Linked DNA regions of Homo sapiens: region 2 is linked to region 1. A link is an interaction called in ENCODE POLR2A ChIA-PET data of the cell type or tissue named here. Cell type or tissue: endothelial cell of umbilical vein. All regions are shown on one strand. Links, peaks and the distances in the headings refer to the core of each region. The heading gives the core; the rest is flanking DNA. Region 1 overlaps BRAP (BRCA1 associated protein). Region 2 overlaps ACAD10 (acyl-CoA dehydrogenase family member 10).

Region 1 (11,110 bases), core at 1,226-9,225:
GCCGGGCATGTAGTATGCACCTATAATCTCAGCTACTCAGGAGGCTGAGACACGAGAATCACTTGAACCCAGGAGGCAGAGGTTGCAGTGAGCTGAGATGGTGCCACTGCACTCCAGCCTGGGGGACAGAGCGAGACTCCATCTCAAAAAAAGAAAGAAAGAAAGAAAGAAGTTGTTGATTATGGCAATTAATCAGGATAAAGAGGCCAGCCCCCACTCCAGTAAAAATTAAAAGCCTTATGTAACTTCCCTGAAGTTCACTAATACCCAAATGCAAATAATGCTTTTCACTTGCTCCAGGGAGACTACAGAACAGGGTTTGGGGGAGGCCAGTGGGTGAGGGTGGGAGGTGCAAAATCAACTTCACCTTGCAGAGGAGAAGCAGACACTTGGCCTTGGCTCTAGGATAAAACTTGGGGTTCCTAAAGGACAGGCTTTTCTCCCTCTTACTGCTTCACTCTTTACTGTCAAAGCTATATCTGGGCCAGGCGCAGTGGCTCACACCTGTAATCCCAGCACTTTGGGAGGCCGAGGCAGGCAGATCACTAGAGGCCAAGAGTTTGAGACCAGCCCGGCCAACATGGCAAAAGCCCATCTCTACCAAAATACAAAATACAAAAAATACAAAAAATGGCTGAGCACAGTGGCTCATGCCTATAATCCCAGTACTTTGGGAGGCCGAGTAGGTGGATCACTTGAGGTCAGGAGTTCGAGACCAACCTGGCCAACACGGCAAAACCCCATCTCTACAAAAAATACAAAAATTAGCCAGGCATGGTGGTGTGTGCCTGTAATCCCAGCTACTTGGGATGCTGAGGCATGAGGATTGCTTGAACCCAGGAGGCGGAGGTTGCAGTGAGCTGAGATCGCGCCACTGCACTCCAGCCTGGGCAACAGAGTGAGGCTCTGTCTCAAAAAAAAAAAAAAAAGCTGCATCTGTTGGTGCAACCATTTTATAGGTATTCTGGGTCTCTATTTCAAGAATTTTCACAGGGAAGCATGAAAAGGACTGGCCAACAGAAAAGGTCTGCCACAGAATACTCGGTGGCTTCCTAAACTCGATTAAGGTGACAGCCTGGTCTCTGGGTAGTTTAAAGGACCCCCAGCACTGTTAAGGTGCAGCTGATTCTTAAGAGACTTTTAATTTCCCTTCTGCTGCCAAGAGAAGTGATGCAGCAGAGTCACTATGCAGCAGTTAATTCAGCTTTATCCTGGAGAAAATAAGAGTGACTTTTTCCTTTTTTAGATAAGCCCATGGCATCGCACAAGCCAAAATATGCCACCAGCCCAAGCAACGTGGCATCATGCATGGCAGCCAAATCTCATGGATGGTATTTGTAGCTTGTGGAGCCTGACTGTACTAGGAGAGGGGTTTCTAAACGATGACAGAAGGTTGTTCATTCGTGATTTGCCAAGTTCTCCACACTCTACTAGCTGGCTGTGGAAATCAGTTTCTCAGCCCTTTTGAGGAGGACAACTTTGCCATGCAAGCAGAGAGTGGGTAGTTGCTTCAGTGTTTATATATTGATCAATATATTCTAGCAAGTCACATTTATGACGGTTTCCCACCAAGAACAAACCCCCCCACCAAAACAATCTCAGCTTAGTGGGAAATAGTCTCAGGTGTAAAAATTGCTTTTAGTGGCTGGGTGCGGTGACTCACAACTGTAATCCCAGCACTTTGGGAGGCTGAGGCGGGTGGATCACTTGAGGTCAAGAGTTCGAGACCAGCCTCGCCAACATGACAAAACCCCATCTCTACTAAAAATACAAAAAATTAGCTGGGCATGGTGGCACATGCTATAAGCGCAGCTACTCGGGAGGCTGAGGCAGGAGAATCGCTTGAACCCAGCGGGTGGAGGTTGCAGTGAGCCAAGGTGGAGCCACTGCACTCCAGCCTGGGAGACAGAACAAGACTGTCTCAAAAAAAATAAAAAATAAAAAAATGTGCTTTTAGTTTGCAAGAGTTGTGTGCCTAGGACTTCCCTTGCCCAGTTCAGCTACTTTTCACTAGTTTGGGAACCTGGAAGAAGGGAGTGGAAAGATGAATAATCTAGATGCTCACTATATTGTTGAGGGTTTTTTTTTTTTTTTTTTTTTGAGACAAGGTCTGTTGCCCAGGCTGGAGTACAGTGGTATAATCACAGCTCACTGCAGTCTCGAACTCCTGGGTTCAAGCGATCCTCCCACCTCAGCCTCCCAAATAGCTGGGACTACAGGTGTGCAAGACCATGCCCGGCTAATCAAAAACTTTTATTATTATTATTTTTTTTGGTAGAGATTGGGTCTGGCCATGTTGCCCAGGCTGGTCTTGAACTCCTGACCTCAAGCATTCCTCCCACCTCAGCCTCCCAAAGTGGTGGGATTACAGATGTGAGCCACCGCACCCAACCAAGGGGCTGATTTTTACGTTGCTTTTTAAATCAAGGCCACTTTTTTTTTTTTTTTTTTTTTTTGAGATGGAGTCTCGCTCTGTCACCCAGGCTGAAGTGCAGTGGTGCAATCTCGGCTCACTGCAAGCTCTGCCTCCCGGGTTCATGCCATTCTCCTGCCTCAGCCTCCCAAGTAGCTGGAACTACAGGTGCCTGCCACCATGCCCAGCTAATTTTTTTTTTTGTATTTTTAGTGGGGACGGAGTTTCACCATGTTAGCCAGGATGGTCTCGATCTCCTGACCTCATGATCCGCCCGTCTCAGCCTCCCAAAGTGCTGGGATTACAGGCGCTGAGCCACTGTGCCCAGCCGACACTTTCTTAGATTATTAGAGACATGCTCCCAAGCAAATGTCAGTCAGAGACACACATTTCACACGGGGCAGAATAATTTCAAAGTTTGGCTATTTTAATTCAATTTCATTGTTCAAGGTAGTATGGGTATATTAAGTGGTTCATTTCCCTCCTGAAGAAAACAACTTCTGTCTGATGTGATTTTGTGAAATTCAAACATGACTCTTTGACTGTTTAAAAAAAAATTTTTTTTTCTTTACGTATCTTGGTAAGATTTTTTTTTTTTCTGGGACATATTTTTTGTAAACCTCCAAGTAGTTTGGAAACACTTGCCTATTTGCTCATTCCTCTGGGCACAGCCTTTCAGAGCATTTATCCCACCTGTACTGAAAAATCTGTTTTCCCAGGTGGTGGTGGGGCCACTGGATAGAAGGGATCACAGAGAAATGAGGAGTGAGCGAGCTTTGTAAACTACTTCTAATTCTCTTCATTAGTATGCTATGATCCACCCCAGCTTCTGCAAGGTCAGACATGCAAGACAAGTACTTGGCCAAAACAGCAGGATTCTAACTAGTGTAAAAATAGATTTTAAATAAAATAGAATCTCTATAGGAAAGAGAATTAGGTTATGCTTTACATTCCCACTCTTAAGATATCTGTATATATAAGTCCAAGAGAGACTCAAAGAGTTGGTCTGCCCTAAGTAAAAATTAAGAATGTCTGAGTACATTCATTTTGCAACATTACACGTAAAGTTTTTTGGGAAATGCTGCAGCACATCCCACAAAAACAGATGGTGATTAGTGATACAGTTGATGTGCTAACAAGTAACATGTAAGACATTTAGGTCAAAGGGGATGAGGCCTAATTACAGGCTAAAAACCTATTCTGAAATGTGATCATTTGAAAACCTGTGGCTAATTATAAAGCAAAAACTAAAACCTGTTGTTTAACAATACATCTTACTAACCTATCCCTCTACCTCTTCAAGAAACTAAATTCCAACACAGGTCTTATTTTAAGTTTGCTCAATTACTGCAGGTTATAAATTATTTGACATTTATGGTTCCAGAGAGAGTACACAGCCCCTCTGTTGGCCCACACAAGCGTTATATGACTGTTCTAAAGGGGGCTCTGTTGAAATTCTAATTTTAGGATTTAGAAACAGCTTTTGGTTATATCTTGAAAGCGTAATTGAAAATCTGCCCAAGCTCCCTCTAGCTGCAACCTGAACATGCAGCCCAATATTTTGTAAACATTTAGAAAATACTAAACCCAACAAAATACACAATTAGCTAGTCAGAGGCCTCACTCTACATTTTCACACGGATGAGAAATCTCCCCACTCAGTCTTGCTAGATGCTAGGATACCCACTCTGAGATTTGAGTTTGGGAACAGCCATTAAGCCTCCTCCTTAATTGCGGTTCATAATGATGTACGAAGTCACCAAAAATAAACAGTGGAGCTGCCACCATTTTTCCTACACTGAGTCTACCCAATGTGCCCCGGGTTGTTTGTTTTTCCTGGCTGGCCCCAGAGCAAGAAGAGATGACTGCTGGTAAAGAGCCAGGGCCTGGTTTACTACCAGGCCTCTTTTCAGATAACATTCAAGCAATTCTTCCACTCCCCAGAGGAAGGGGGAGATGATAATGATATGACACTATTGCTAGGGAGTTTTCATAACTCCTTAATAGCCAATGGAAACCTCTCTTTAAAGCAGCTGTTATGCCCTCAGAGAGGTTTGGTGCTTTAGTGCTAGATAACCTTACCTTTGAGGTTACAAGAAATAACTTAACATCTTAAACCTACCCCAGAACTGAATGTCAAATACGCCAACTCCATAAATACAATGGAAAAATGCACAGCAGAGTTGGGGCTTCTACCAAGCAGGAAGGCAAAATGGTCATTAGAATGTGAGGTTAGTGAACTCTTAAGACCTTTTCGAACGCAGCGCCTTTCTATCAGCTCTCCAGTCAGCACCCTTTACATTCACTACATCACACACTAGCAAATGAAAGAGCCAAACAACTGTGGCTTGATCCTCACTTGTACTTATTAGGGCCCACCCTCACATTTAGCTGAAGGTCCCAGCACACTCTCACAGTGTCAGGGAGAACAGTCTCAGGGATGTCTGTTGCTCTGAAGGTCACTTGCCCCTCTTGCTGCGGCCCTTCCTGGAGGGCAACTTCCCACTGCCCCCCGAAGAGGCAGGGCTCGAGGCCGAGGCCATGGCGATGTTGATCTGTCCCTCCTGGATTTCCTGCCGGGTCTCGGCAGGCAGATGGTTGATCTTCTGCTGTGTCTCCAGGTAGAACATGACGTCACGCAGCTGCTCCTGGATCTCGGTGATCTGCAGATCTTTTTGGTCACAGGTCTCCTTCAGCACCCTCTCCTCCTCTTTTAGCTTGTTCTGCAGGAGGACTTGGTTGGCTCGCAAACACTTGTTCATTTCCTGCTCCTCTTTGAGCTCGTTGGTGAGTTTGGCCACTTTTGTGTTTAGCTGAGTGCACCTTTTGAAAAACAAAGGAAGACAAAAGCACATTTTTCATTTGCTGACACAGTCCCCTTTCTGCTCTGGGATTGAACAGAGAAACCATGACCTCAGAATCCCTTTAGGACAGACCCCTTTCTCCCATCGTGAGGGAGAATGGTTTTCTGCCATCGCAATCAGCTATGCAAAGCAAGAATTTTGCTCTACTTAACACAAGTGTATTTTTTTTTGAGACGGAGTTTCGCTCTTGTTGCCCAGGCTGGAATGCAATGGCACGATCTCAGCTCACTGCAACCTCCACCTCCTGGGTTCAAGCGATTCTCCTGCCTCAGCCTCCCAAGTAGCTGGGATTACAGGCACCTGCCACTATGCCTGGCTAATTTTTGTATTTTGAGTAGATATTGGGGTTCGGCATGTTGGCCAGGCTGGTCTTGAACTCCCAACCTCAGGTGATCCACCTGTCTCGGCCTTCCAAAGTACTGGGATTACAGGCATGAGGCACTGCGCCAGTCCACAAGTGTATTATTTATTTATTTATTTTTTGAGATGGAGTCTCACTCTGTTGCCCAGGCTGGAATGCAGTGGCGTGATCTTGGCTCACTGCAACCTCTGCCGCTTGGGTTCAAGCGATTCTCCTGCCTCAGCCTCCTAAGTAGCTGGGATTACAGGTGCCTGCCACTGTGCCCAGCTAATTTTTGCATTTTTAGTAGCGACGGGGTTTCACCATCTTGGCCAGGCTGGTCTGGAACTCCTGACCTTGTGATCCACCCACCTTGGCCTCCCAAAGTGCTGGGATTACAGGTGTGAGCCACCGCGTCCAGCCCACAAATGTACTTTTAAGACACTTTTTTTTAAGCATCAGAAAGTTTTCAGTAGCAGAAACTATTCTGTGACTGACGGTAAAAATTCTACTGCTTCTTTGTTTTGCAGTCAGTGGTTAAATAGGTGCCTTCGAGATGATAGCTGTGATAAGGAAGTTATGAGGAAAAGTGGCATTCTTGGAGAGTCAAGTACTCTGACTTCATTGCATTTGCTGAAGGGGAAAAAAAGGGCACTTATTCTAACCAAAGGGCTTTAGACTTGGGAGTGCCCTATTCTTGATGTCCAGTCTTACTCATAAGTAAAGAATTGCAAATGAAACCACCATTTGAGGCCAGGTGCATTGGCTCATGCTTGGAATCCCAGCACTCTGGGAGGCTGAGGCGAGAGGATCGCTTCAGTAAATGAAACAGGAAATGAGTTCGAGACCAGCCTGGGCAACAAAGTAAGACCCTGTCTCTACACAAAATCAAAAAACTTAGCCAGGTGCAGTGGCGTGCACCTGTGGTCCCAGATTTACAGGAGGCTGAAGCTGGAGGATTGCTTGATCCCAGCAGGTCAAGGCTGCAGTGAGCTGTGTTCATGCTACTGCACTCCAGCCTGAGTGACAGAACGAGATCTTGTCTCAAACAAACAACCCATACCATCTGAGACCCAGCAGAGTGGCTCATGTCTGTAATCCCAGCACTATGGGAGGCAAAAGTGAGAGGGTCACTTTGAAATCAGCCCGGTCAACATAGCGAGACACCGTCTATACAAAAGAAAAATTAAAAAACTAGCTGGGTGTGGTGATGTGCACTTGTAGACCCAGCTACTTGGGAGGCTGAGGCAGAGGACTGCTTGAGCCCAGGAATTTGAGCCTGCAGTGGGCTGTGATTGCATCACTGCACTCCAGCCTGTCTGACAGAGTAAGACCCTGTCTCAAAAAAACAACAACAAAAACCAAAAACACTCACACACAAAAACCACGAACAAAAAAACCCCACTATTTGAGATACTATTTTTATGCATCAGAACACCCAAGAGCTGAGACATGAGAAAAGAGGCACTTACACACTAGCACTGGAGCATGAACTGGTATAAACTCTTTCGAAGACAACTTGGCAATATCTATAAAAACAAAAAATTTGGGCCAGGCACGGTGGCTCACGCCTGTTATCCCAGCACTTTGGGAGGCCGAGGAGGGTGGATCACGAGATCAGGAGTTCAACATCAGCCTGGCCAACATGGTGAAGCTCCGTTTCTACTAAAAATACAAAAATTAGCCGGGTGTGGTAGCGTGTGCCTGTAATCCCAGCTACTCGGGAGGGTGAGGCAGGAGAACTGCTTGAACCCTAGAGGCGGAGGCTGCAGTGAGTCGAGATCGTGCCACTGCACTCCAGCCTGTGTGACAGAGCAAGATTCCGTCTCAAAAATAAATAAATAAAAACAAAAAATTTGCATGCCCTTTGACACAGCTATTTTACTTCTAGGAATTTATACCATAGAATAGATATACTCAGGATTAGGTAAAAAGAGACATGGAGGAAGATGCTCATTACAGTATTGCTTATAGTAGTGTGAGATTTGACACAACTTGACACAATCAATAGGAACCTGGTCAAAATCATTATGCAGGCCAGGTGCAGGGCTCATGCCTATAATCCTAGCATTTTTGGAGGCCAAGACAGGATCAAGGAGGAGGATCACTTGAGGCTAAGAGTTCAAAACCAGCCTGGGCAATATGGCAAGACCCCGTCTCTACAAAAAAATTTTCAATTGGGCAGACATGGTAGCACACACCTGTAGTCCTAGCTACTCAGGAAGCTCAGACTAGGAGGACCACTTGAGCCCAGTAGCTGGAGGTTGCAGTGAACTATGATTACGCCACTGTACTCTGGCCTAGGCAACACAGCAAGACCTTATTTCAACAACAACCACCACAACAGAAATCATTATAGTACATCCATACAATTAAACAGCATGCAGATGTTACAAAGATCAGGATAGATTTAGATGTGCTAGTATGAAAAAAAATCCAAAAACATATTTTATCAAAAAGAATACCTAGATTCTATTTTTGCAGAGAAAAGATTATGCATGTGAGATATTTATGTGGGCAGAGCTAAACATCTAGAAGAAGAAATATTCACTGGTACTGGTTAATAATGGTTAACACTAGATAGCAGGATCTAGAGGGTGAAAAAGAACTTCCAGTTTTTGCAGGGTGTGGTGGCCCATGCCTGTAATGGTAAAACAGTCTCTGCAAAAAATTAGCCAGAGGCCAAGCACGGTGGCTCACGCCTGTAAAACCAGCACTTTAGCAGGCGGATCACCTGAGGTCGGGAGTTTGAGACCAGACTGACCAACATGGAGAAACCCTGTTTCTACTAAAAATACAAAATTAGCCACGCATGGTGGTGCATGCCTGTAATTCCAGCTACTTGGGAGGCTGAGGCAGGAGAATTGCTTGAACCCCGGAGGCAGATGTTGCAGTGAGCCGAGATCACACCATTGCAGCCTGGGCAACAAGAGCGAAACTCCGTCTCAAAAAAAAAAAGAAAAAAAGAAAAAAAAATTAGCCAGGGGTGGTGGTGCACAGCTGTAGTCCAGTTACTTGGGAGGCTGAGGTGGGAGGATCACCTGAGCCTAGGGAGGTGGAAGATGTAGTGAGCTGGCCGAACACAGTGGCTCAAGGCTGTAATCCCAGCACTTTGGGAGGCTGAGGAGGGCGGATCATGAGGTCAAGAGATCGAGACCATCCTGGCCAACATGGTGAAACCCCGTCTCTACTAAAAATCCAAAAATTAGCTGGGTGTGGTGGTGTGCTCCTGTAGTCCTAGCTACTCGGGAGGCTGAGGCAGGAGAATCACTTGAATCCGGGAGGCGGAGGTTGCAGTGAACTGAGATCGCTCCACTGTACTCCAGCCTATTGCGCCACTGCACTCCAGCCTGGCGACAGAGCAAGACTCTCTCTAAAAATAAAGATGGGCTGGGCACGGTGGCTCACGCCTGTAATCCAAGCACTTTGGGAGGCCAAAGCGGGTGGATCATGAGGTCAAGAGATCGAGACCATCCTGGCCAACATGGTGAAACCCCGTCTCTACTAAAAATACAAAAATTAACTGGGTGTGGTGGTGTGCTCCTGTAGTCTTAGCTACTCGGGAGGCTGAGGCAGGAGAATCACTTGAATCCGGGAGGCGGAGGTTGCAGTGAACTGAGATCGCTCCACTGTACTCCAGCCTATTGCGCCACTGCACTCCAGCCTGGCGACAGAGCAAGACTCTGTCTAAAAATAAAGATGGGCTGGGCACGGTGGCTCACGCCTGTAATCCAAGCACTTTGGGAGGCCAAAGCAGGTGGATCATGAGGTCAGGAGATCGAGACCATCTGGCTAACACGGTGAAACCCCATCTCTACTAAAAATACAAAAAAATTAGCTGGGCATGGTGGCAGGCACCTGTAGTCCCAGCTATTGGGAGGCTGAGGCAGGAGAATGGCGTGAACCCGGGAGGCGGAGCTTGCAGTGAGCCGAGATCGCGCCACAGCACTCCAGCCTGGGCAACAGAGCGAGACTCCGTTTCAAGAAAAAAAAGATGTAGTGAGCTAAGGTTGTGCCACTGTACTCCAGCCTGGGTGACAGGGAAAGACCCTGTCTCCAAAACAACAACAACAACAACAAAAAAAACCCGTCCGGTTTTTACTTTGTATTCTTTAACACAGTTGTTCAATTTGTTAGGGTGCTGAAAGTATAGGGTAATTTTTAAGTTTTACGTCTATTAATTTTGTAGTGTTGTTTTTACAATAGCTTAACAAAATTTTATTTTTGTTGAGACAGGGTCTCGCTGTTGCCCAGGCTGCAGTGCAGTGGTGAGATGTTGGCTCACTGCAGCTTCTGCCTCCCAGACTCATGTGATCCTCCTACTTCAGCCTCCTGAATAGCAGGGACTACAGGTATGCGCCACCATGCCCAGCTCATTTTTGTATTTTTAGTGGAGATGGGGTTTTACCATGTTGTCCAGGCTGGTCTTGAATTCCTGGGCTCAAGCAACCTGCCTGCCTCAGCCTCCCAAAGTGCTGGGATTACAGGCGTAAGCCACCATGCCTGGCTGGTAATTTCAATCAGTAGCAACTATCTTCCCAAATAACAGTAAATAAGGAATGTTATCGCCATGCTGTTCATGAGTTTTTTGCTCCATATTCAACATCTCTTGCCTTTAACTCCTGCCCAAGGCCACAGCATAGAACATCTCCAGCTTAGACACAGTCTCGTTCCTAACTGCCAGTTCTCAGCCACAATGGCTCAAAGAAGCCGAAGGCTCTGGATGGAAGAAAATTGCTTTCCACAGGCAAAAATGGAAGATATCTGCACACACTGCAAGTGCACAGACATCAGAAGAGAGCACTGCATTCCACATGGCATCCATCTGGTATGAAACCCCGCATTTTTTAATAAACGAGAAGCCTGTTCCATATATAGGGAGACTCCTGAAAACCTGGTGATACATATATTTGAAAATGAGGGTGTTTCCATAGGAATGAAAGAAACTGTCTGTTTATAGAGCCTGTTACAACAGAATAGACCGATTATACCTACTTTCTTTCCACAGACTGCTTTTCTTTTAGGAGATCATTTAGTTTGTGCTCTAGATTATCACACTTCTCAATTGTTTCTTTAAACTTGGTCTTCATGTTGTTAATCTGAAAGAGCAAAGAGAAATCAGATTCATTTCACAAAGGTAATGTGGTGTGCTCTTTGGGACCAACATCATATTTTTCCCCCCAATTATCTGTATATAACTTTGACAAACCAAAATTAGAGAAGGTGAGATATGGCAGTTTCCAGGCAGGGGAAAAAAATAAAGAAAAGGTGAGGTAATCATTTGAAAGAATTTCTGTAATAGGATTAAAAATGCCGGGAAATCTTTTTTTTTCTTTTTTTGAGCCAGAGTCTCGCTCTGTCGCCCAGGCTGGAGTGCAGTGGGATGATCTTGGCTCACTGCAACCTCCCGCTCTTGGGTTCAAGCAATTATCCTGCCTCAGCCTCCCAAGTAGCTGGGACTACAGGTGCCTGCCACCACGCCCGGCTAATTTT
Region 2 (11,110 bases), core at 1,693-9,692, 69 kb after region 1:
GTATTTGTACCCTTCGTTGGGCCAGTGAGATTAAAGATTTTCAACTCTGCCTACACATCACATGACCTGGGAGTTTGTAAAGATGCTGGGTCTGTTTCCCTGGAGGCTTTCATTGAGTATGTCTAGTTGGGATCCAGGCATGTGTATTTCGAAAAAGCTCCACAGGTGATTCTGCCTTGCAGCTGGGGTGAGATACCCCAAGACGCAGTGAGGGACTTCAGATTCTGTCCATGCTTTTCTCTTATCAGACAGCCTCTGTCATGCTTACCTTGAGAAGGAGGCTTCCCCTCCATCTTCCTGGGATAGAGCCTTGATAAATAAAATCATTTTTATCTGATCTACATTTGGAAAAACACTGACCTTGTTCCCACAGTTCCTGCTTTGCCAAGAAAGTAATAGAAGCCCTGAATAAGTTCATGCCATCATGTGCAAAATAAGAAAGAGAAGGCTAGAGATCTTATCAAATAAATCTTAAGAATTTATTTTACTTCCCCCAGATGTAATTCACCTAGTGAGAGGAGCCGAATGCTTCCTGGAACTTTGCCCCATCCCCCCCAATTCCCTCCACTCTCCTAGCTCTTGTCTCAGCCAGTACAGCTCTGCCACTTCCATCTGGTACGTTACATCGACTGGTGTCTGAAACACCCTGCTTCTGTACTTCTCACTATTGACGTTTTCTTTAGGGTAGCCTCTTAGACTTTTTTTTTTTAGCTCATTCAGGTCCTTAGGAGACAAGAGAAAGTAGAAAGGTCCAGTTTATTCCAGACATTTATTTACCTGAAAGGGCAGTTCTCACCCAACCCAGAATGCAAGTGTAGGGTAGAGAGAGGGGCCACTGGGTTTGTCCTTGGCCTTGGAGAGCTTGGGTCATTCCAAGTGGCAAGTCAGAGATTTAGTTCTGTTCTTAGGGCAGATCAGAGGGTATTGGTTATAGGCTATGTGGCTATAGGAGATTGGGCCCACTCTATAGGAGATTACGCCCTGGGGACACTGTAAAAGGACTTTCGGGGAATCAGTGGATCAGAGACAGCCTGACACTGAGAAGGCTTTCCCGTGTTCTCCTGAACTCTCACCAGCACCCTCCACCCATTACGGATCAGATATGTGGCTGAAGCAAGGTCGTCAGAGTACAGGAGCCTCTTAGCATGTCAGGAACAGTGTCAGCCCTCCCATGGAATTTCTGTCTAAATGGAGTATGGATGGGTTTTTAACCTCTGAAATAAACACTAAGTTCGTATTTATTTTATACCTGTAATAGTGTCTTCTTTCTGCAAAAAAAAAAAAAAATGGCGAAATGCTTTCCGTCAAACTGACATGTACAGCTTTTCTTCTGCTCTGTTTAGCCCCAAGATGTGACATTAGCCAAATGCTTTGTCATTTTGGAACCCACTTAAGTTTCATTTAAGTTTCACAACTTACTGAGCTAAGATAGGTACGATGACTATTAATATTATTCCCATTTTATTGATGATGGCACTGAGGCCCATTATGGCTTTGCTCGTTTGCACAGGGTCACAGTGTCTGAAACAGACACTTTGGTTTCTCGAGTTTGCCCCCACGTTGTAACCCAGTATTGTCAAATTACTCAATGTAAGAAGGCAACATCATTTTATATCATAACACTCTTAAATTACTTGTTATAATAAATCTCAACTGTCCTTCTTATGCTTTTCCTCTCAAAAAGTTTACCAGCATGCATGTGGGAGCTCCACCTTTCGGGACATTCATCTCTCATTCCTGTCCCTCCATCAGATTGTGGAGTCCTGCATGGAAGGGATCTGTAAGCCAGACCCTAGGATCTACAAGCTGTGCTTGGAGCAGCTCGGCCTGCAGCCCTCTGAGTCCATCTTTCTTGATGACCTTGGAACAAATCTAAAAGAAGCTGCCAGACTTGGTATTCACACCATTAAGGTAATAGTCACTAATTTTTGAACTCCCTCCCATGCACCAGCCACTAATGCAATGTTTCTCTGTAATCTTTTTACATTTGTAGCTCTAGCTTTCCTTAGGGTTTCCCCCTGTGTTTCCATAGTCATCTTATTTTGTGTTAATTATGAAATCTATGTGACTAGCTGCTTGTATTTTCAATGGGAAGCAAGACAAACAGGTACTGCGAAGGCAGGTTGAGAAAAGAGATGGGAAAGGAGGTGAATGGCAGGCTTAAGACCTTTGTGGGGGTGTTCACACTGTCCTCATGATCCAGTGATGCTGCCTTAAGTGGGGAGCCAGTGGCCACCAGCCATGCAGGCCATGCAGCTCACTGCTGTAAAGCACGAGAAGCCATGTGAGGGGGTCTCATGCCAACTTTTTTCTATTCTTTTTTTTTTTTTTTCTCATACAGGGTCTTGTTATGTCACCCAGGCTGGAGTGCAGTGGTGCAATCATAGCTCACTGTAGCCTCAACCTCCTGGGCTTAAGTGATCCTCCTACCTCAGTCTCCTGAGTAGCTGACCAGAGGCATACACCACCACACCCGACTAATTTTTGTATTTTTTGTAGAGACAGGGTTTTGCCGTGTTGCCCAAGCTGGTGTCGAACTCCTGGGCTCAAGCGATCTACCCACCTTACCCTCCCAAAGTGGTGAGATTACAGGTGTGAGCCACCATGCCTGGCTTCTATTCTTCTATGTTTGGGTTTTCATCGTCGAGCTGATGGGCCTGTAGGGTAAGAGCAAACGTTGTAACATAATCTTCTTTCTTCTTGGCACAAGAGGGTATTGTGAAATTTTTTTTTTTTTTTGAAACAGAGTTTCACTTTGTCACCCAGGCTGGAATACAGTGGCATGATCTTGGCTCACTGTAACCTCTGCCTCCCTGGTTCAAGCAATTCTCGTGTGTCAGCCCCCTGAGTAGCTGGGACTATAGGCGCACGCCACCATGCCCGGTTAATTTTTTGTATTTTAGTAAAGACAGGGTTTCACCATGTTGCCCAAGCTGGTCTCAAACTCCTAAGCTCAGGAAATCTGCCCGCCTCGCCTCCCAAAGATTCACGGCCTCACCACGCCCGGCCGTGAATCTTTTTTGAGATGAGGTCTTGCTAGGTTGCCGAGGGCTTTGAACTCCTGGACTCCAGCAGTCCTCCCACCTCAGGCTTCCCAAGTGGCTGGAACTGTGGGTGCACACCATCATGCCTAGCTGTTTTGTGAACCGTTGACCAGTGCTTCTCTCTGCAGGATAGAAAGTTCAGTGTGGTTAGGAGTTAAATGGGAAGAGGAAATGCATTCTACTGCTCCCTCATTAGCTAAATATCCTGGGTTCGAAGGCCTTCCTCAGAGTACTGACTTCTTTGATAATTTCCCTCTAAAGGACTACCCTTTGTAAAAAGTAAAGTAGAGGTTCTTCTTTAAAGACTTTCCTTATTATTTAATTAGGAATAAATAGTAACTTCTTTTAGAAGCAAAATTTATTTAAAGACCTGTGCTAAATTTTTTGTTGTTGTTGTTGTTGAGACGGAGTCTCATTCTGTCGCCCAGGCTGGAGTGCAGTGGTGCAGTCTTGGCTCACTGCAAGCTCCACCTCCTGGGTTCACGCCATTCTCCTGCCTCAGCCTCCCAAGTAGCTGGGACTACAGGCATCCACTACCACGCCCAGCTAATTTTTTTGTATTTTTAGTAGAGACAGGGTTTCACTGTGTTAGCTAGGATGGTCTCGATCTCTCGATCTCCTGACCTCGTGATACGCCTGCCTCGGCCTCCCAAAGTACTGGGATTACAGGCGTGAGCCACCACACCCAGCTGACCTGTGCTAAAATTTTTTTTTTTTTTTTTTTTGAGATGGAGTCTTGCTCTTTCGTCCAGTCCAGACTGCAGTGGTCCTATCTTGGCTCACTGCAAGCTCCATCTCCTGGGTTCGCACCATTCTCCTGCCTCAGCCTCCCAAGTAGCTGGGACTACAGGCGCCTGGCTAATTTTTTGTATTTTTAGTAGAGACGGGGTTTCACTGTGTTAGCCAGGATGATCTCGATCTCCTGGCCTCGTGATCCACCCGCCTTGGCTTCCCAAAGTGCTGGGATTACAGGCGTGAGCCACCGCGCCCAGCTATGCTAACATTTTTAAATATTTGCTAGCTGCAATAAAGAAATTAATGTATTTTATGTTTTTAGTTCCTGCAATTTAGTCTAAATATTTGCCTTGGCCTGCTAATACTGGTCCAAGCAAGTATTGGGTCATAGCTTGTTCCTCTTCTTTATTTGAAGGTGTTTTTATTTTTCTCAGCATTTTACAAGTTACTTCCTTCTTCCTTTGTTTTCCTCTACCTTTGCCTCTTTTAAAAAGTTTTAAGTTGCTAGCCAATTAGGACAAATACAGAATGTAAAGTCTCGTTCCAGCCAATGGAAACTGGACACAGCAGTAGGATGGATGCGTCAGCTTATAAATGACCCTGTCTCCTTTGTTTGGTGTACTGTTGTGGCAAAACTGCTGGTGAGTGTACCCTTTCTGCAGGAAGTAAAAATGGCCTTGCTGAGTAAATTAAATTTATGTTCAAGTGCTATGTCTTTGTGGCACCGGGGAACAAACATTTCAGACACCTCCTAGGAAACAGATAGGAGCCCCTGAGGCCAGGATTGACTGCTGGCACCTGTTCAATATATATTCTCTGCACCTGTACTACCATGAATTGTAAAATTAAAAATATATACGTGTATATATTCTCAACATCCTGTGAAAGGAAGGGAAAAATAACAACAACAAAAAATATACATCTACATATTCTCTCTGAAACCAGGTTAATGACCCAGAGACTGCAGTAAAGGAATTAGAAGCTCTCTTGGGTTTTACATTGAGAGTAGGTGTTCCAAACACTCGGCCTGTGAAAAAGACGATGGAAATTCCGAAAGATTCCTTGCAGAAGTACCTCAAAGACTTACTGGGTATCCAGACCACAGGTATGTGGGCTTCTTTCATGTTTTGGTAGCTCTCTCCAAGGCGAAGGTTTTGGTCTGTTTCTCACTTTTCAACCCTAATGGAATGGGCTGGAGACAAAGAAGCTTTACAGTGAGGAAAATAGCCATTGGGCCTGGTGCATCGGAGCACTGCTTTCAGTTTTGCTTGGGAAAAAGCATTAACTTCCCTATTTATGCATCTCCAAAAGTGTACCTATCCCACTCTTACACCTGAGAGTGTGGTATGGCAGTGGTTGCCTGCTTTCAACAGGGAGAGGAACTTGGGGACTGCAGTGTGTGCTCAGAGGATTTTACAGTTTCTAATGCTTTGAGACGACAGCCCATTTTGTGAAGACGACTTAGAAGTTACATCGGCAGGCGGGTGCGGTGGCTCACGCTTGTAATCCCAGCACTTTAGGAGGCCAAGGCAGGTGGATCGCGAGGTCAGGAGTTTGAGACCAGCCTGGCTAACTTGGTGAAACCCTGTCTCTACTAAAAATACAAAAATTAGCTGGGTGTGGTGGTGGGTGCCTGTAATCCCAGATACTCGGGAGGCTGAGGCAGGAGAATTGCTTGAACCCAGGAGGTGGAGGTTGCAGTCAGCCGAGATCGTGCTACTGCACTCCAGCCTGGGTGACAGAGCAAGACTCCATCTCGGGGGGAAAAAAAAAAAGAATTTGCATTGCTGACCGGGGCGTAGTGGCTCACTTCTGTAATTCCAGCATTTTGGGAGGCCAAGGCAGGTGGATAACTTGAGGCCAGGAGTTCGAGACCAGGCTGACCAACATGGTGAAACCTTGACTCTACTAAAAATACAAAAATTAGCTGGGTGTGGTGGTGCACAACTATAGTCCCAGCTGCTCTGGAGACTGAGGCACAACAATTGCTTGAACCTGGGAGGCAGAGGTTGCAGTGAGCCAAGATTGTGCCACTGCACTCCAGCCTGGGTAACAGAGTGAGACTCCATCTCAAAAAAAAAAAGGAAAAGAAAAAAAAAAAGGGCTGGGCGCAGTGGCTCATGCCTGTAATCCCAGCACTTTGGGAGGCTGAGGCAGGCGGATCACCTGAAGTCAGGAGTTCGAGGTCAGCCTGGCCAACATGGCAAAACCCCATCTCTACTAAAAATATAAAAATTAGCTAGGTGTTTTGGCGGGCGCCTGTAATCCCAGCTACTTGGGAGGCTGAAGCAGGAGAATTGCTTGAACCTGGGAGACTGAGGTTACGGTGAGCTAAGATAGTGCCACTGCAGGCCTGGGTGACAGAGCAAGACTCCGTCCCCCCCCCAAAAAAAAAAGGAAAAATAATGTTGCTGGGTGTGGTAGCTCACCCCTGTAATCCCCAGTACTTTGGGAGGCCGAGATGGGCGGATCATCTGAGGTCAGGAGTTTGAGAGCAGCCTGGCCAATATGGCGAAACCCCATCTCTACTAAAAATACAAAAATTAGCCGGGCATGGTGGCACATGCCTGTAGCCCCAGCTACTTGGGAGGCTAAGACAGGAGAATCACTTGAACCTGGAAGGTGGAGGTTGCAGTGAGCTGAGATCATGCCACTGCACTGCAGCCTGGGCAGCAGAGCAAGGCTCTGTCTCCAAAAAAAAAAAAAAAAGTTGCATGATTTTAAAACGCAACAAATTGTCTCCATTTCTTGGAGACAAGTTTTCTCTTTCCTCCTTCACATTCCCCCCTCAGAAAACCAGGTGCCTTGTGTGCTTTAGAGGACACTTTTGGGCCAGGGGTGGTGGCTCATGCCTGTAATCCTACCACTTTGTGAGGCTGAGGTGGGCAGATCACTTGAGGCCAGGAGTTTGAGACCAGCCTGGTCAACATGGCGAAACTCCATCTCTACTAAAAATACAAAAATTAGCCGAGTGTGGTGGCGCATGCCTGTAGTCCCAGCTACTGGGGAGGCTAAGGCAGAATCGCTTGATCCCAGGAAGCAGAGGTTGCAGTGAGCTGAGATCACGCCACTGCACTCCAGCCTGGACGACAGAGGGAGAGTCCATCTCAAAAACAAAAGAAAACAAAAAAGAAGACTTACAAAATTTTTTAAATTAAATTAAATTAAATTTTTTTTGAGATGGAGTTTTGCCCTTGTTGCCCAGGCTGGAGTGCAATGGCATGATCTCAGCTCACTGCAACCTCCGCCTCTTGGGTTCTAGTGATTCTCCTGCCTCAGCCTCCCGAGTAGCTGGGATTACAGGCACCCACTACCATGCCTGGCTAATTTTTGTATTTTTAGTAGTAGAGACGGGGTTTCACCACGTTGGTCAGGCTGGTCTCAAACTCCTAATCTCAGGTGATCTACCCGCCTTGGCCTCCCAAAGTGCTGGGATTACATGAGCCTCCGCACCTGGCCAAAGAAGACATTTTTCCCAGGTAATAAAGGCTTCACCCACTTGCTCCGTGAAAAAGGCTTTTATTGATGGAGTTTCATGTTAGGATGTTTTCCAGCAATTGGATTATTGGTAGTGGCCTCTGCACAGCTGAGGCGCCCACTCTGGCCAGCCAGAAGAACTCAGGCCGAGTTCTGTTGCTTGCCTACTCTTCTAACCAAGTGAAATCAGTCTATACCCAGGGTTCAGTCTTCTTATGGAGCTGAGAATGAATTAGTTTCACCTCAGCCAGGATCCTGCAAGGGAGCCACAGAATTCAGCCTAGTGCAGTGGGAAATTACATCTCATGAAAGCAGCTTTGGGTCAGGCCGAAGGCCTCTGTGTCACTCCTTTCAGCTGTCCCAGCAGTGTCAGGCAGAGGGACGTGCAAGGGCACCTTTCATCCTCAGGCTTAAAGCATTCCATTTGGCAAGATGGGTTGCCATGGCTGCGTTTGTGCTTGATAAACAGAATGAACATGTTTTTATTCATGGAGCAGGAGCTGGCAGGAAGGACAAAATTGGACACCTGCACAAACTGAGAAAATTACTGTGGTATAAAATGAATGGCCTTTGACAAACTGTAGTGGCATGTGATCCTGGACCTGAGTTGGCGGAGTGTAGACCTGGGACTCAGTCACTCCTAGTAGGCAGAGAAGAGGTACTTTTCTTGCACTGCATGGCAGATGAGGATATTTTGAAGCCCAAATGCAGAACTCATTAGAAAGAAAGAATGTCTGCTCAGATCTGTCCTCCAGGGCTGGTTTGAGTTTTCTTTGTTTTCAAACTTGCAGGCCCATTGGAACTACTTCAGTTTGATCACGGGCAGTCAAATCCAACTTACTACATCAGGCTGGCTAATCGTGATCTAGTTCTGAGGAAGAAGCCCCCAGGGACACTCCTTCCATCTGCCCATGCCATAGAGAGGGAGTTCAGGTAAGTTTTCAGGGCCAGGGGAGCACTTGCCCACTAGCCTCCACTGTGCACAAGCTCAGCCCTAAACTGAAAAGTCAGCACTCCATAAAAATACCCCAAGACATTTAAAACTACAATTATGGGCCAGGCTTGGTGGGTCACACCTATAATCCCAGTGCCTTGGGAGACCGAGGCAAGAGGATCATTGAGCCCAAGAGGTCAAGACCAGCCTAGGCAATGCAGCAAGACCCTGTTTCTACCCCCCATCCCCCCCCAAAAAAAAGCCTGGGTGTGCTGGCATGAACCTGTAGTCACACCTACTCAGGAGGCTGAGGTGGGAGGATTGCTTGAGCTGGGAGGTTAAGGCTACAGTGAGTTACTGTGGCATCATTGCACTCCCACCTGGGAGACATTGTGAAACCCTGCTCCAATCCCCCAAAAAGCCAAATGTAAATTAGAACTATTCTGGAAAACAATATGATACAATTTATTAAAAGCCTCAGCGTTTTCATACTTTCAGACCTAATAATTCCAATTCTGGGGCTCTGTCTTAAAGAAATAATTCTAAGTAGGGGGAAACAGCTGTATGTATTAATATGCTCACCATAAAGTTGTTTAATAATAAGAATTTGGAAGGCCAGGAGCAGTAGCTACCATAGTCCCAGCACTTTGGGAGGCTGAGGCAGGTGGATGACTTGAACTCAGGAATTGAAGACCAGCCTGGACAACATAGTGAAAACCTGTCTCTACCAAAAATACGAAAAATTAGTTGGGTGTGGTGGCACATACCTGTAGTTCCATCTACTCAGGAGGCTGAGGTGGGAGGATCTCTTGAACCTGGGAGGTGGAAGCTGCACTGAGCCGAGGTGGGCACCACTGCACTCCAGCCTGGGTGACAGAGCGAGACTGTGTCTCAAGAAACAAACAAAAGAGTTTGGAAACTACTTAAATATACTATAATCTGTACCATAATCAGGAAATAATTAAGTAAACCTTGGTATATATACTGTCGCAATGACAGTAATAGTAATAGCTAACATTTATCGAATGGTTAATATGTGCCAGGCACTAAAATAAATGCTTCGAATGTCTGTTACTGCAGAGCATCCTCACAACTCTATGATATGTTACAATTATAGTCCTCATTTACAACTGGGAAAAGTAAGCCTTAAAGAAACCAAGGCAGGCAGATTTGCTTTGAGCTCAGGCGTTCGAGCCCAGCCTGGGCAACATGGTGAAACCCTGACTCTACAAAAAATACAAAAATTAGCCGGGTGTTGGTGACTTGGACCTGTAGTCCCAGTTACATGGGAGGCTGAGGCTGGAGAATCACTTGAACCCAGGAAGCAGAGGTTGTAGTGAGCTGAGATCGTACCGCTGCACTCACAAAGTGAGACCCTGTCTCAAAAAAAAAAAAAAAAAAAAATTAACCAGCATACCCAGGGTCATAAAACTAGTAAGCAAGTGCTAGAGTCTGGCTTTATAGCCAGTCTGTGAGATTTCATAGCTCACCTTTAATGATTATGCTGTTATTGCAGCTAATAAAAGTATGCCTATAATAACAAATGTGTATGATAAAATTTTAAGATAGTAAAGGCAGATACAAACTGCATATATAGTATTAGCTGATTTTTTTTTTTTTTTTAGGCAGAGTGTCACTATTGTCCAGGCTGGAGTACAGTGGTGTGATGATACCTCACTATAATCTCGAACTCCTGGGCTCAAGTGATTCTCCGCCTCAGCCTCCCAAATACTACAGGCACATGCCATCATGCCTGGCTAGTTTTAAAAATTTTTTTGTAGAGATGGGGCCTCACTATATTGCCTGAACTCTTGGCCTCAAGCAATCCTCCCACCTTGGCCTCCCAAAGTATTGGGGATTACAGGCATGAGCCAGCGTGCCTGGCCAAGGTTTTTGATTATTAATTCAATTTAACAAAAATGTTGTTACTCAGATATTTTATTTCATCTTGTTTTAGATTTGGTAAGTTGTAATTTCTAAGGAGTCTGTTCATATCACCTAAGCTGTTGAATTTATGATTTATAATATTCCCTTACTATCCTTTTAATATACGTAGGATCTATAGTGATATCCTTTTTTTTTTTTTTTTTTTTTTTTTTTTTTTGAAATGGAGTCTTGCTTTGTCATCCAGGCTGGAGTGCAGTGGCATGATCTTGGCTTATTGCCACCTCCATCTCCCAGGTCCAAGTGATTCTCCTGCCTTAGCCTCCCAAGTAACAGGGATTATAGTCACACGCCACCATGTCCAGCTAATTTACTATTTTTAGTAGAGATGGGGTTTCCCCATGTTGACCAGGCTGGTCTACAACCCCTGATCTCAAGTGATTCACCTGCCTCGGCCTCCCAAAGTGCTGGGATTACAGGCGTGAGCCACTATGCCCACCCTAGTGATATCCTTTCTTTATCACTGCTGGTATTAACTGATAATTTGTATTCTCTCTCTCTTGTTAGTCTAGCTAGGGATTTATCAATTACATTGATCTGGGAACCACAGTTTGGTTTTGTTACTTTTTTCTATTGTTTGTTTTGTTTTGAGGCGGAGTTTTTGCTCTGTCACCCAGGCTGGAGTGCAGTGGCGCAATCTCGGCTCACTGCAACCTCTGCCTCCCAGGTTCAAGTGATTCTCCTGTCTCAGCCTCCTGAGTAGCTGGGATTACAGGCATGCGCCACCATACCCAGGTAATTTTTGTATTTTTAGTAGAGATAGGGTTTCACCATGTTGGTCAGGCTGGTCCGAACTCTTGACCTCGGGTGATCCGCCTGCCTTGGCTTCCCAAAGTGCTGGGACTACAGGTATGAGCCTCTGCGCCTGGCCTGTTTTTCTTTTCTAATACAAGCATTTAAATATATAACTTTTAAGGCTGGGCGCAGTGGCTCCCACTTGTAATCCCAGCACTTTGGGAGGCCGAGCCAGGTGGAT

Evidence for each region. ChIA-PET counts read pairs that join two places held together with the same protein. Peaks named below come from ENCODE experiments on the same cell type or tissue, not always from the same donor. Only the 100,000 strongest peaks of a DNase experiment are listed, where the experiment ranks them.
Region 2: POLR2A ChIA-PET joins it to region 1 with 6 read pairs; 4 of 35 experiments call an interaction of 5 or more read pairs at or near these places.

What each region holds. Positions count from the first base shown.
Region 1 is chr12:111,639,327-111,650,436 of GRCh38, forward strand. BRAP (BRCA1 associated protein) reads right to left here. Exons shown (of 12, transcript NM_006768.5): 11 at 10,613-10,716; 12 at 2,820-5,236. The coding sequence ends at 4,873. It overlaps LOC124903020 (a long non-coding RNA gene), which reads left to right and starts at 9,632. Exons shown (of 2, transcript XR_007063463.1): 1 at 9,632-9,969; 2 at 10,249-10,510. In endothelial cell of umbilical vein, for the core only: no CTCF peak of the experiment used is centred there; a DNase peak (open chromatin) is centred at 4,375; H3K27ac peaks cover 320 bases.
Region 2 is chr12:111,707,774-111,718,883 of GRCh38, forward strand. It overlaps ACAD10 (acyl-CoA dehydrogenase family member 10), which reads left to right. Exons shown (of 21, transcript NM_025247.6): 5 at 1,753-1,911; 6 at 4,725-4,884; 7 at 8,048-8,189. Among named protein-coding and RNA genes, the nearest start is that of ACAD10, 27 kb to the left of the region's middle. In endothelial cell of umbilical vein, for the core only: no CTCF peak of the experiment used is centred there; no DNase peak of the experiment used is centred there.